Linked DNA regions of Mus musculus: regions 2 and 3 are each linked to region 1. Evidence: chromatin contacts called from ENCODE Hi-C or POLR2A ChIA-PET data. All regions are on one chromosome and are shown on one strand. The core of a region is the stretch at or near the end of the contact, and the rest is flanking DNA. Distances in the headings are between cores, read along the strand shown.

Evidence for each region. A loop is a pair of places that touch in the nucleus more often than their neighbours do. ChIA-PET counts read pairs that join two places held with the same protein, here RNA polymerase II (POLR2A).
Region 2: POLR2A ChIA-PET joins it to region 1 with 11 read pairs in embryonic stem cell. The contact joins the enhancer-like site here to the promoter of Usp48 in region 1. A Hi-C loop is called at or near these places in 2 of 37 maps with a recorded cell type or tissue (gastrocnemius and left cerebral cortex). POLR2A ChIA-PET finds 5 or more read pairs at or near these places in 3 of 5 experiments (Patski and embryonic stem cell).
Region 3: POLR2A ChIA-PET joins it to region 1 with 24 read pairs in Patski. The contact joins the promoter of Hspg2 here to the promoter of Usp48 in region 1. POLR2A ChIA-PET finds 5 or more read pairs at or near these places in 4 of 5 experiments (Patski and embryonic stem cell).

Annotation. Positions count from the first base shown.
Region 1 is chr4:137,592,141-137,595,926 of GRCm38, forward strand. Usp48 (ubiquitin specific peptidase 48) reads left to right here and starts at 2,032. Exons shown (of 27, transcript NM_001355588.1): 1 at 2,032-2,376. The coding sequence starts at 2,243.
Region 2 is chr4:137,658,158-137,662,040 of GRCm38, forward strand. It overlaps Usp48 (ubiquitin specific peptidase 48), which reads left to right. Exons shown (of 27, transcript NM_001355588.1): 27 at 1-380. Among named protein-coding and RNA genes, the nearest start is that of Rap1gapos, 47 kb to the right of the region's middle. Within about 2 kb of position 2,264, at least 1 of the 3 ENCODE cell types and tissues checked has a DNase peak (open chromatin) inside an H3K27ac peak, as active enhancers do.
Region 3 is chr4:137,466,501-137,470,465 of GRCm38, forward strand. It overlaps Hspg2 (perlecan (heparan sulfate proteoglycan 2)), which reads left to right and starts at 2,303. Exons shown (of 97, transcript NM_008305.3): 1 at 2,303-2,424. The coding sequence starts at 2,362. Gm13010 (a long non-coding RNA gene) reads right to left here and starts at 642. Exons shown (of 3, transcript XR_881513.1): 1 at 201-642.

The DNA of each region.
Region 1 (3,786 bases), core at 782-3,281:
GTGATATTAGTCTGGAACGGTGCCTTTTTCTAACTTAAGAAAGTAGTTTGGGGGGCTGGTGAGATGGCTCAGCGGTTAAGAGCACCGACTGCTCTTCCACAGGTCCTGAGTTCAAATCCCAGCAACCACAAGGTGGCTCACAACCATCTGTAACAAGATCTGACACCTCTTCTGGTGTGTCTGAAGTCAGCTACAAAGTACTTATGTATAATAATAAATAAATGTTTGGGCAGGAGTGACCAGGGACTGAGCGAGTGGAGTTGACTGGAACAAGAAGAGGTCCTAAAAATTCAATTCCCAACAACCACATTAAGGCTCACAACCATCTATACAACTACAAGTATACTTGCATACATAAAAAAATGAATAAATAAATCTTAAAAACAAAAAGAAAGTAGTTCAACTTATTATGTGTGTTTTTGCAACAGGGTCTCACCATGTATGTAGCTCTGGCTGTCATGAAACTCACTAAACTCGCTGGGCGTGGTGGCGCACGCCTTTAATCCCATCACTGGGGAGGCAGAGGCAGGTGGATTTCTGAGATCAAGGCCGGCCTGGTCAACAAAGTGAGTTCCAGGACAGCTAGGGCTATACAGAGAAACCCTGTCTCCAAAAAACAAACAAACAAACAAACAAACAAACAACAAAAAAAGAAACTCACTAAATTAGCAAGGCTCTACCCTTCACCACCAGAGTACTGGGATTAAAGGTGGGCCCCACAAAACAAACAAACAACAAAAAAAGAAACTCACTAAATTTGCAAGGCTCTACCCTTCACCACCAGAGTACTGGGATTAAAGGTGGGCCCCACAACAGTGTTCAACTGTTAACCAGTGGTATAGGAATTCAGTGTTTATTTGTTTGACTTTTTTTTTTTTTCCTTCCAGGAGACGAGGTTTCTCTGTGTGGCCCTGGCTGTCCTGGAACTCACTCTGTAGACAAGGTTGGCCCACTAACTCAGAGATCTACCTGTCTCTGCCTCCTGAGATTAAAAGTGTGTGCCACCACCAACCAACTGGTGTAGGAATTCTTTAAGAAAGGAGGTGTATGTGTGTGTGTCCTGACTTAGAAGATTTTTGTGTTTTTTATTTTCAGCCTAAATTCAACCAAAGGACCAAATCTTGCTTCAGTAAATCTTGACTTCAGTTCAAGGTTACTTGGGGGCTGGTGGGGTGGGTTGAGGAGTAGATAAGGGAGGAATTAGTCCTTGAATTCCCACAGGGCTTTTACATATTTAAAGTCCTGGAATTTTCTCTCTTTAGCTGTAATAGCTCTTTTCTGTTACAAAACGCTGTGATTCAGTTTAGCCTTTTTTAGGTCTAAGGGGAAGTAGTTGCAAAAAGGAAATAATATCACAGCAGGGAGCTAGGGTGTACACTCCATAACGAATTAAGACGTCAAAGTGTTGACCCTCTGGTCAACAGCCTACAGCAAAGAACACGTCCCAGACCTGTGTATGCTTCTAAACAACCTGCAACTCAAAGACTGAGCCTATCACTTCGAAGACTACAAACCCCAGGATGCCTCGCGCTCCGCGAGTGGCAGAGCGCATTGCACGCTGGGATATGTAGTCCCGTTGTAGCATCCGCAAACCACATAACGCCTCGTGACGTCAGAAAGCACGGGCAAGGAGCCGGAACTCGCCCAGGCTCAAGTGAAATCCTCGATCCGACTGTGGCGTTCCGGCTGCCTCGGTTTCTGCTATTATCAGGTCCCACTCACAGTCCCGGTGGCCCTATGGTGTGCGTTGAGTACTCTATGGTGTAACTTTGTCACAGTAACAGGGGAAGTGTGGAAAGCAAGGGCAAGCTCTCGCTCGTCGGAGTAGACGACGGAGGCTGAAGCGTAGCTAGCTGCCTTCACCATGGCGGAAAAAAGACGTGGCGAGTCGCCTTTGGGCAGACGCTTGGCTTTCTTCCGCCAGTCGGATTACATGGGCTTTCGGCGCAGGGACTCCTGGGAGCACGCATGCGCAGACTGCGGCAGGGCGTACGCCTCCAACGTCCGCAGGCGCGGGGTCTGTCGGGTATCGGCGGCGGCGGCGGCGCTTTGCGGCTGGTCGTGCGAGCTGGGCGCGGGCGGGCGGGCGCGGCGGCCGTGGCGCGCGCAGGTGATTGACTGCTCTCCTGTCTGAGGGCAGCGCTGGGTTCTTTCGGCTGGCAGGGGCCCGTGCCCATTCGGGCGGAGACGGAGGCGGCGCCGGAGGCCACCGGGCTCGGCGAGTGCTACCTCGGTCAAGGCTATGGCTCCGCGGCTGCAGCTGGAGAAGGCGGCCTGGCGCTGGGCGGAGACGGTGCGGCCCGAGGAGGTGTCGCAGGAGCACATCGAGACCGCCTACCGCATCTGGCTGGAGCCTTGTATCCGAGGCGTGTGCAGGTGAGGTCCTCGCGTGGCCGAGGCGGGATCGGGGGACGGGGGACCGGGAACCAGGGCGATGCACGGTGTTACTGCATCTCCTTTCAGTTTGCACGACCCGGGAGCTACGCAGCCCCCGAAGTGATGCGGCTGCTGGGCTCGCATCCTGAAGATGGCGGTGGAGATAGTTGGAGATAGGGCTTAGTAAGTAACGCTGGAGTGTTGTTTGATCTTGGGCATAGCTGTGCGCTTTTCGCTTGTAAAAGGGGAACTTGCCGACAGCGAACTTCGTCGACATTGTATCTCCTGTCATTGCACGCTGAGAAGGCCTGATCACCTAAGTATCACTTGCAGAGAGCAGGTTTAGAAAACCCTTTGGTTAACCTACGTCATCGGTCCCCCGCTCTCATTGGCTGGCTCTCTTTGACCTATAGGTGTTTTCTTTTGGTCACCCTAACTCCACACCACTTTGCAGAGTAAAGTGTTTTTAGCTGTTTAAATTCTGCTCCCCCTTCGTGGCCCTTGGTTCTGATCTTTTTTTGCGTAGAGTGGTTTTCTTATCCCCACCTCGTAGCCTGCACCGGCCTGTGTTCAATCGAATTGATAAACCGAGGCATGCTCCATAGCTCCGTGTCATCGGGCGTGTAGGGAAAAGTGGAAGACGTGGAAGCCTTGGTTCCTGGCTTCAGAGCTGTGCCTCATTTGAGATATAATGTAAGTTAGGAAGTTTTCAAAAGTAAAGCGGGTGCATCTTTCTAAACTCTAGGTGTCTGCTCACAAGGACATTAAGACTCCTCGAAGTTCTGGAACGGCATCAATTTGTATAGTGTGGAATTGAAACAGCTTTACCGAGGCACTCATTTGAAGTGTATAGTTACAGTGCTGGTGGTTTAGCTTGAGAGTAGAGTGGTGGTTTTATGCTTGAGTCCCTTGGTTCAATTACCCGCACAGGGGATATAAAAGACAGAGTTAAGTCTGGGGCTGGAAAGATGGCTAATTAGTAAAGAGGGCTCAGGCTTCTCTTCAAAGGATCACAGTACCATTTGTTCTGAGAACCCACACCAGGTGCTTGATAACCACCTGTAACTCCAGCTCCAGAGCATGTGCAAAGCCTTCTTCCAGACACAGTGGGCACCTGAGCATTAGTGCACACACACACACACACACACACACACACACACACAAATGATCTGTTTTGATACTGTACAATTGCCAATATCCTTTTTTCTTTCTTTCTTTTTCAATTTTTTTCAATTTGTTTTTGTAGAGCTGGGGACTCTGGTGTTTTGTATGTTTGAGGATTTAGCCCGTGTTTACCTGGGACTTACAGTCCTTCGAGCTAGTAGGTGCTCAAACATGAGAGTCATGGGACCATAGACATGTGCCATTCATTGTTCTGTTGGTGCTGCAGCTCTAACCCAGAGCCCTGTG
Region 2 (3,883 bases), core at 1,014-3,513, 66 kb after region 1:
TAACCTTAACTTCTGATCTTCCTACTTCCTCCTCCCAGGTGCTGGGATTGCAGGCATGTGGCCACTGTGACAGGTTTCCTGTGCTGTGCCGAGGCCCGGGCCCAGCGCCTCGTGCACACTAGAGAAAATTCTGCATACTGACCCACATCCCCAGCTCTACCCGTGTATATTTCTAGTCATTCTTTAAACCCAAGCAAATGTGTAGAGTCTCCTATGCTGAGATGTTTTTTGCCACTACCAGACATGTAGGCTATCATTTGACGTCTTTATTCCCTGAGAGAAAACTTCTTTTCTGTATTTATGAACTTTATTATTGAGAATCACTGTTAACCTTTCTGCCAAATTAAAGACACTTGTGTCTCTGTTTCCACGGACCTTTATCCGGAGTGAGTTCTTTGTCCTTTCACCTATTAGTTGTTGGTCTTTGGTCCCAGGCCGGACCAGATCCTGGTCACCATCACTCACTGATGCTTGGCCTCAGGAACCAGAGCAGAGAATCCTGTCTTTCCTGTTCCAGACTGGCCAGGCAGAGCACCAAGTGTGCAGGTGCAGACAGGGAGGGTACAGGGCAGTGGGCCCGAGTGCCACTGTGTGAAGGGTGTTGACCTTAAGTCCAGACCCCTAAATGAACAGGTATTTCTCTGGGGGCAGTTCTTCCTGGAGGTAATGCCTAGCCCCGACATGGCTGTGGCTGGTGCGTAGGAAGGGTCCCTGTGGGTTTCCTGGTAATCCTTGCCTTTGCTAGCATGGAAAGTTGCAGTTTATAGCCTGGCTTTCCTCGCCGCTGTATACCTGCTGCGATATTCACCCCAGCATCCAGAGGTTTGGGTGTCCATACGTACTGGTGGGAAAATTCTTATAAAGTCCAGAGACATCGAGAAACCACCCCACCAAGCTTCCTGCTTAGCCTTCACCGAGAACTTAAATACACCTTTTGCTAGGAGCCCTGCAGGCTGCAGCGATGGCTGGACAGATGTTCAGTTAGCCTTTTTCATAGATCTTCCCCTTTAGCCCACAAGTATCGCCAGAGCCAGTGGCTAGGCAGCACACGATTCATCTCCAGGATCTTGCTGAAAGGTTTTCAGAACACGGTTTGACTTTGATTTCCTTCTTTCTGATGGTTGGTTCCTGCCCCAGAAGTGTAGCTTCAATTGTTTCGATGGGGGTTGCCAAGAGCATCCAGAGTACATGCTTGCAACAGCAGGGGCGAGGGTGTACAGGCTCCTGGCTGCCTGTAGATTCCTCCTAGGTACTTCCTGGCCTGAAGAGGTTTTCTTTGTGGAGTATTGAAGCAAGCAGTAATTCAAGAATTGGAGGCAGGGGACGGGTTTTCCGGTGTGTTCTTTGACACACTTCAGATCCAGTTGTGGTAAGCCAGTTATGTCTTGAGACTCACCAGGTTGTAGGAAGGAGAGGGGTGGGAGCTCGAAGTCCTTTTCAGGATGGTGATGGCCTGCCATCTGAACTGAGGCCTGCCAAGCTTGTCACTGGCTGGGCCTTGGCTGTGTCTTGTTCAAGAGAGGCAGGGTCAAGGTCAATCAATCCTCCAGTAGGTACCTCTGCAGGAGGGCTGATTGAGCGGAACTGTTGCTTTTGTTTTGTTTTGAGACTGGTTCTATGTGGCCCTGCCTGTTCTGGAACTGTCTCTGCGGGGCTAAGCTATCCTCCAACTCAGAGATCCTCTGTCTCTGCCTCCTGAGTAATGGGATTAAAGTCCTGAGGCGCCACTCCCTGCCTTTGTTTCTATTTTGTTTTTTAATACAGCATCATTAGGTAGCAAAGCCTAGCCTTGAACCTGTAACCAAATTCCCAGCCTACCTACCATTTCCTGCCTATACTGTTTGGGTGTTTTGTTTTGTTTTTTTGAGACAGGGTTTCTCTGTGTAGCCCTGGCTGTCCTGGAACTCACTTTGTAGACCAGGCTGGCCTCGAACTCAGAAATCCGCCTGCCTCTGCTTTCCAAGTGCTGGTATTAAAGGCGAGCGCCACCACCGCCCAGCTCAGTTGTTTGGGTTTTTTTGTTTTGTTTTGTTTTATTTTTTTGTTTTTTCCCTTTTGGGGATTGGTTTTAATGTAACCCAGGCTGACCTAAAACTGTCTTTGTAGCCAGTAATAATCCTGAACTTCTGATCTTCCTGCCTGTAGGAGACCAGGTATGCACCAGGCCAGCACTCAGAACAAATGAGCTGCCTCTATTAGAGCACCTCATCTGCTTCCCTCCCTTCCAACATACACAATGAAAGACACTTCCTGTCCTGGCTTGGCCAGCCCCTCGGGCAGCCAGCGCCTGTCATTGAGAAACCAGCTCTGCCTGTAGCAGCAACTATTGTGGCCGCTGGGTTCCAGATCTAGGCTAGTGCTGCCAGGCCAGCCAGGCCCTGGGCCACAGGAAGTGGGCACATACTCCAGGGAAGCCACTGCCTGTGCTGGACCATGGCCGGCTGGCACACTGGCCTCTGCACACTTACATCTGGGTGTTCCTGCCATTGCCATTCCTGCTTTGTAACCAAGGGCAACCAGCTCCTCTTATGGTCAAGTGTGTTCCTGGTTGAATACTCAGAAGTTTGTTGTGTAGACATTGTCAAACATGCTCTCTCCGCTGAGTGGCAGGAGGAAGTGGGGCCTTCTCGCAACTCCAGCACTGTTCCCACACTCACAGGCTCCCTGGAGGATGCTCCAGGTGTGTGTCTGGAAAGTTGCCGTATGGCTGCTCCCGAGGGCTTGTCATGCAACCCTCATTGCTTCTGGGTGGTTTGTGTCTGAAGGTTTGGCAGCAGCATTTCATCCCTCCAGACCCTGTCGCTGGTCCTCCAGATAAAAGGGGTGCCGAGTTGTGCAGGTTTGTGTGATTCTGGAACTAGAGTAAGCCAGAGGTCAGGGCTGGAATGGCTACCCCTAATACTATCTCAGGGAAAGCACCTTGGTTCATTCTGGGCCGGCTTAGGCCCCTGCCACCAGTGTCTGGTCACCTTACTTGCCAGCCCTGGCCATGACATTCCCTCAGGGTCCACCAGAGGTTCTCCAGTGAGGACATCTGAGAAGAGAGAGCTCTTGGGGTTGGGCCAACATCTCTCCTTCCTGAAGACTTGCTATCTACCCCTAGCCCAGCATGCTTGTTTCCTAGATGCAGGCCCTCTGCAGAGCCCCTGCCTAGCTAGCTTTTCTTCCCTTTGTCAGAGCTGGTGGGAAGGACGTGTCTTTCCCAAGGGCCATTTCTGTTTTAGGATACACAGCCACAAGAGCCACTCAGAGGCTATACTTATATATGTTTCTGTTCTCCAGCCTTAGATGGTAAAATGTTTGAGGCCAGCTCTGTGGTGTGTGTGTGTGTGTGTGTGTGTGTGTGTGTGTGTGTGTGTGTGTGTGTGTGTGTGTGTGTCTGAGAGAGAGAGAGAGAGAGAGAGAGAGAGAGAGAGAGAGAGAGAGAGAGAGAGAGAGAGAATAAGGTGGTGGCTTGGTTGGCGCATATTAAGGAAAAGAAAGGCTGTGCCTAGAGGCAGCCATGCATGAGTGGTCAGTGCTGAGTGGTTTGGACTGAAATAGGCCAGAGAAAGCAAAGCTCTAGGGCCTTTGTCCAACCTTCTCTTCCATCCATGCCAGGCTGTGCACCCAGCCCCCCTCATAGGCACGCGTTGCCGCCTCCCCGGGGGCCCTTGCTGGCTCAGAATGGCGCCCTCCAGGACCCACAAGAGATTATAAACCTCTCATTGAAGAGGCTTTCTATAAAGAGGAAAAGGCTGTAATTGAAAGTCTCCTTGGTTCTAAAGAAGCAGACCTGGAACAGAAAAGCCTTCATTCTTTACCAGTGTCAGGCATGTTCAGTTCCCCCGTGCACATAAGCGCCATGGCCCCTGAGCTTAAAACCTATGGGTCCAGATCACAG
Region 3 (3,965 bases), core at 1,053-3,552, 130 kb before region 1:
TGGAGTTACAGGAGGTTGTGAGCTGCCAAGTATGGGTGCTGGGGGGAAAGCCCAGGCTCCCTGTAAAAGATCATTGTTTAAGCAGCATATGTGTGGCGGTCAGAGGACAACTTTGGGGAGTTGGTTCTCTTCTACCTTTGTAGGACCCAGAGATAGAGCTCTGATCTCAAGTTCTCAGACTCGGTGATAAGTGTCCCTACCTGCTGAGCCGTTTCTCTGGCCTGACGCTTCTTTCTTTCTTTCTTTCTTTCTTTCTTTCTTTCTTTCTTTCTTTCTTTCTTTCTTTCTTTCTTTCTTTCTTTTTCTTTTCTTTTCTTTGTTTTGTTTCTCTTTTTTTTTTCCCATCAGTGTCCCTTAGTCCTCATATGCACACTGTGAGAAAGGTCAGCATGGCCCTTGCTTCCTGAACGGAGGCAGACAGTGGAGGCTGAAGGATTTGTTTCGGACTTCACAGCTAGATGGTAGAGGCAGGCTTCTCTGTTGCACTGAGAATAGCACGAGGCAGGATTGTGTCCTCCTTTGTCCCCTTTAGCAGAACAGGGACCACTGAGGACCACAACTGGGCATGCCTTCTCTGTCTGTCCCATCCCCCTGCGAGGAGCAGATGCAGGCCTTATTAGGTGCTATGCTGGGAGCCTGGGCTGAGGCCAGAGTGTTGGCAGGCCCACTTGGATGTACTTTCTGCTCTTCATGCTATGAGTTGGTCCCTCATAGTTATGCCCACAGGGCAGAGAAGAGCCCAGTCTTTTGGAGATGGTGTCTCTGTGGAATAGGGTCAGGATGTCAGTGTTTTCTCAGGTCCCCAAGTGTCTGGCTCCTATCACAGAGAACATACTTTCCGGACAGGGCTGGCGCCATTCAGTGAACTGGGCATTTCCTTCTGTCCACAGCCCACCTAACTCCTGGCTGCAAAGTCTGCTAGGAGTTTTCTGGAACCTAGCAACTCACAGGAAACAATGGAAACTTGGGTTTGTATTTTTTTCTCCCTCTATCATCACTCAAAGGGTTTTCCTCAAAGGCACACACATACTTCAGTTATTTTTCTCTCCACCCATTAGCCTGGGGCTTCCTGGAAATTTTCAGTCAAAAAAAGGGGACCCTGGGTAGGTGGTAAAGACACACCCCAGCTCCAGGCTTGTGTGTCTGCCCCTGGGATGCAGCAGGGTTGCCTCAATGCCAGTGACTTGGCAAGAACACCTGAGACTGAGGCTCTGGAAGAGCCTTGTCTGAACCTGGGTATACAAAGTGATACATCTCTGGGACTGATGTATGTGAATCAGAGTGGGTCTATGAGTGATTCAGATCGTCTGTGGCATAGGGGTAGGAGCACCATCTTGTCCAGTATCACGCACTGGGATGAATGTGTGGAGGAAAAATGTAGAACATATAGGCTGGTGAGTGTGTGAAAAAGCACATAAGCCCTAGCACAAAATGTGTGAGGAACTGGGTGTGTGATTGGTGTGTGATCCAGACTAGAGAGAGAACTCAGTGGGAAGAGATATTTGCCACAAAGCTCTGTTACCTGAGTTGGATCCCGGAACCCACATGCTAGGAGACCATTACTTTCCAAAACACCTCTGAGCTCCACATGTGCACTGGGGCATGTATGTAGGCGCACGCGCGCGCGCGCGCGCACACACACACACACACACACACACACACACACACACACACACAGAGGTACAGAAAACAAACACAATAAATAAAAGCCACTTTATAGCTTGTTGGGATGCTTGAGTCTGTAGAAAGGTAAACAAAAAGGTAAACAGGTACATGGAGTGGATGTGAGCAGCTGAGTGCATGTGAGATCCCCCTCTCTCGAAAACTGCTGTGCACTCCGTGTGGAGCACGTGGTGTGAAGGAGCGGCGTGTGCGGAGGGCTCGAGGCCCTGCCAGGTGGCGTCTCAGTCCTATCCCACACTCCAAGCCACGTCTGGCGTGGAGCCGGTTGGGCCTCATCCCACATCGAGGGGGATTGGGGCCCAGACAAAGGCACAGTCGGCCGCGCCGCTCCTCCAGAGAGCCTAGCTCGCGGCTAGGAGGCGGGGGCCGCCGCTGAGGGGGCGGGGCCAGGTCTTGTTAGGGGCGTGGTCTATATGGTCAGGACGCGTTGCCTCGGGGGCGGAACCTGGTCTTGTGGGGTGTGGCTAAATGTTTGGAGGTGGGGCCTAGGGCTCCTGAACTTGGCGCCTCGGGGGCGGAGCCGGAGACCCGGGGGCGGGGCGTGCACGGGAGGGCGGGGACGGGAGTTGGTTGGGGGGGTGGGGGGTGGGAAAGAGGCGAGCAGTCCGAAGGACTCGGCAGGACAGCGAGCTGGTGGCTGCGGGAGGCGCCGAGCGAGCCAGCGAACGAGGCCGGGCCATGGGGCAGCGGGCAGTGGGCTCGTTGCTGCTGGGGCTGCTGCTGCACGCGCGGCTGCTAGCGGTGAGTTTGCGTGACCGAGGGCCGAGGGCGGGGGGCGCGCGCCAACTTGGCGGGGCCACCGGAGGCTGCTCGGCTGGGACTCTGGCCCGGGACGGCCGCGCCCGCGAAGGACCCTGGGCTGGCACTGGCCAGCGCCACCCTTGCAGCGTGGGGCTTTCCTAGGGGACGTCCCAGGGATCCAGCGTGGAGGTCAGGGGCCGTCCCCGCAAGCGTGGAAATCGGAGGGTCGCCGGCCACGTTGTTCAGGCTCAAAGTCGCCTCTGGGCATGGCCCGGCCTGCAGTTCTGGCGTGTGGGGGGGCTGACGGAGAAACTTCTAGCAGGGTGGGAACTTGGCAGGACAAGGGTATTCCTTTCTGCTGCCAACTTGGCAGAAGGGGCAGTTCATGGTGATGGGTACCCTGTCAGTCGTCGCTGGAACTTTACCATGCTATCCTCTGGGGGGAGATTATGATCAGGCAGTCAAAAGTTAAAACTTGGAACAAAACTAAGCCTTGTGTGGAGCACCCCATGGACCCTGGAGTTTTCTAAGCCATAAGCTAAATCAATCACTGCGTTGCACTGAGCCTCCGTGAGACCTGCAGAGAGCTAGTTAACCTCTGGGAGGTAGTCCCACGTGGGTAAAGGGAACTCAGAATGGGAAGCCTCAGGGCAGAATGGGCCTGGATGGAATGAGTGCTGGGTGCAGCGCTTACTACAAGCCAGCCCAAGAGCAGCTGAGAGTCCCCAGGATTCTTCCACCACCTCCCAAGTGGGATGCTGTGTGTGCTCCTTCAGTTCTGCCCTTACCCTGAGCTCACAAGGGGCCACAAGGAGGAGAAGGGAACTCTTGAGTCAGGAATCCTAAGACCTGGAAGGCACTTGGCAGGAGAGGCCCAGAGGACCTGAGTGACCTCACGGAGGACAGGGTGGAGTTGATGGACCCGGCAGGCAGAGGGTGGAAGATGAGGGTGGGGTACCTCTGGGCCCTGCTGTGGTGAGCCACAGAGCCCAGGTGCTCCTAGACAGTCTCTATCCCTGTTCCCTGTTCTTGGAGCCAAGAGGGTGACTTTTCCAACTAGGCCAGTGTTTACCCAGTGACTGCTTCTCTGTCCTTGCCTGGCTGGCTCTCTATCACCTCTGCCCTCTTGAGTCACTCCTTAACCGCCCACCAGGCTTGACCCTTTTCTGTTTCTGCCACACCCACGTAGCACCTCTCCTCCCCACCCTCTACAGAGCAGCCTTCTCCTCTAACCTTCTGTCTGGCCTCTCACCCCAACACTCAACTGCAGGGCACTGCGGTTGCTCCCCATTCAGCCTGAACTTGTAACTCCTAAGACCGATGTTCCCTTCCTTAAGGCAATGACCTAGACCTGGGATGCTATCTATTCCTGGTCTCCCCTCAGCTCTGCCCCCTGCTGAAGGGCTCCCTCATGTATGGGCTACACAATGGCAGGAGTGGAGGGTGGAACTGTTTGCGGAGGGCCAGAGGAATTCTACTGGAATTCCCTGACTGCCTCCACTGCCCCATTCTCTTTTTCATTCACCAAATCTTAATTGAAC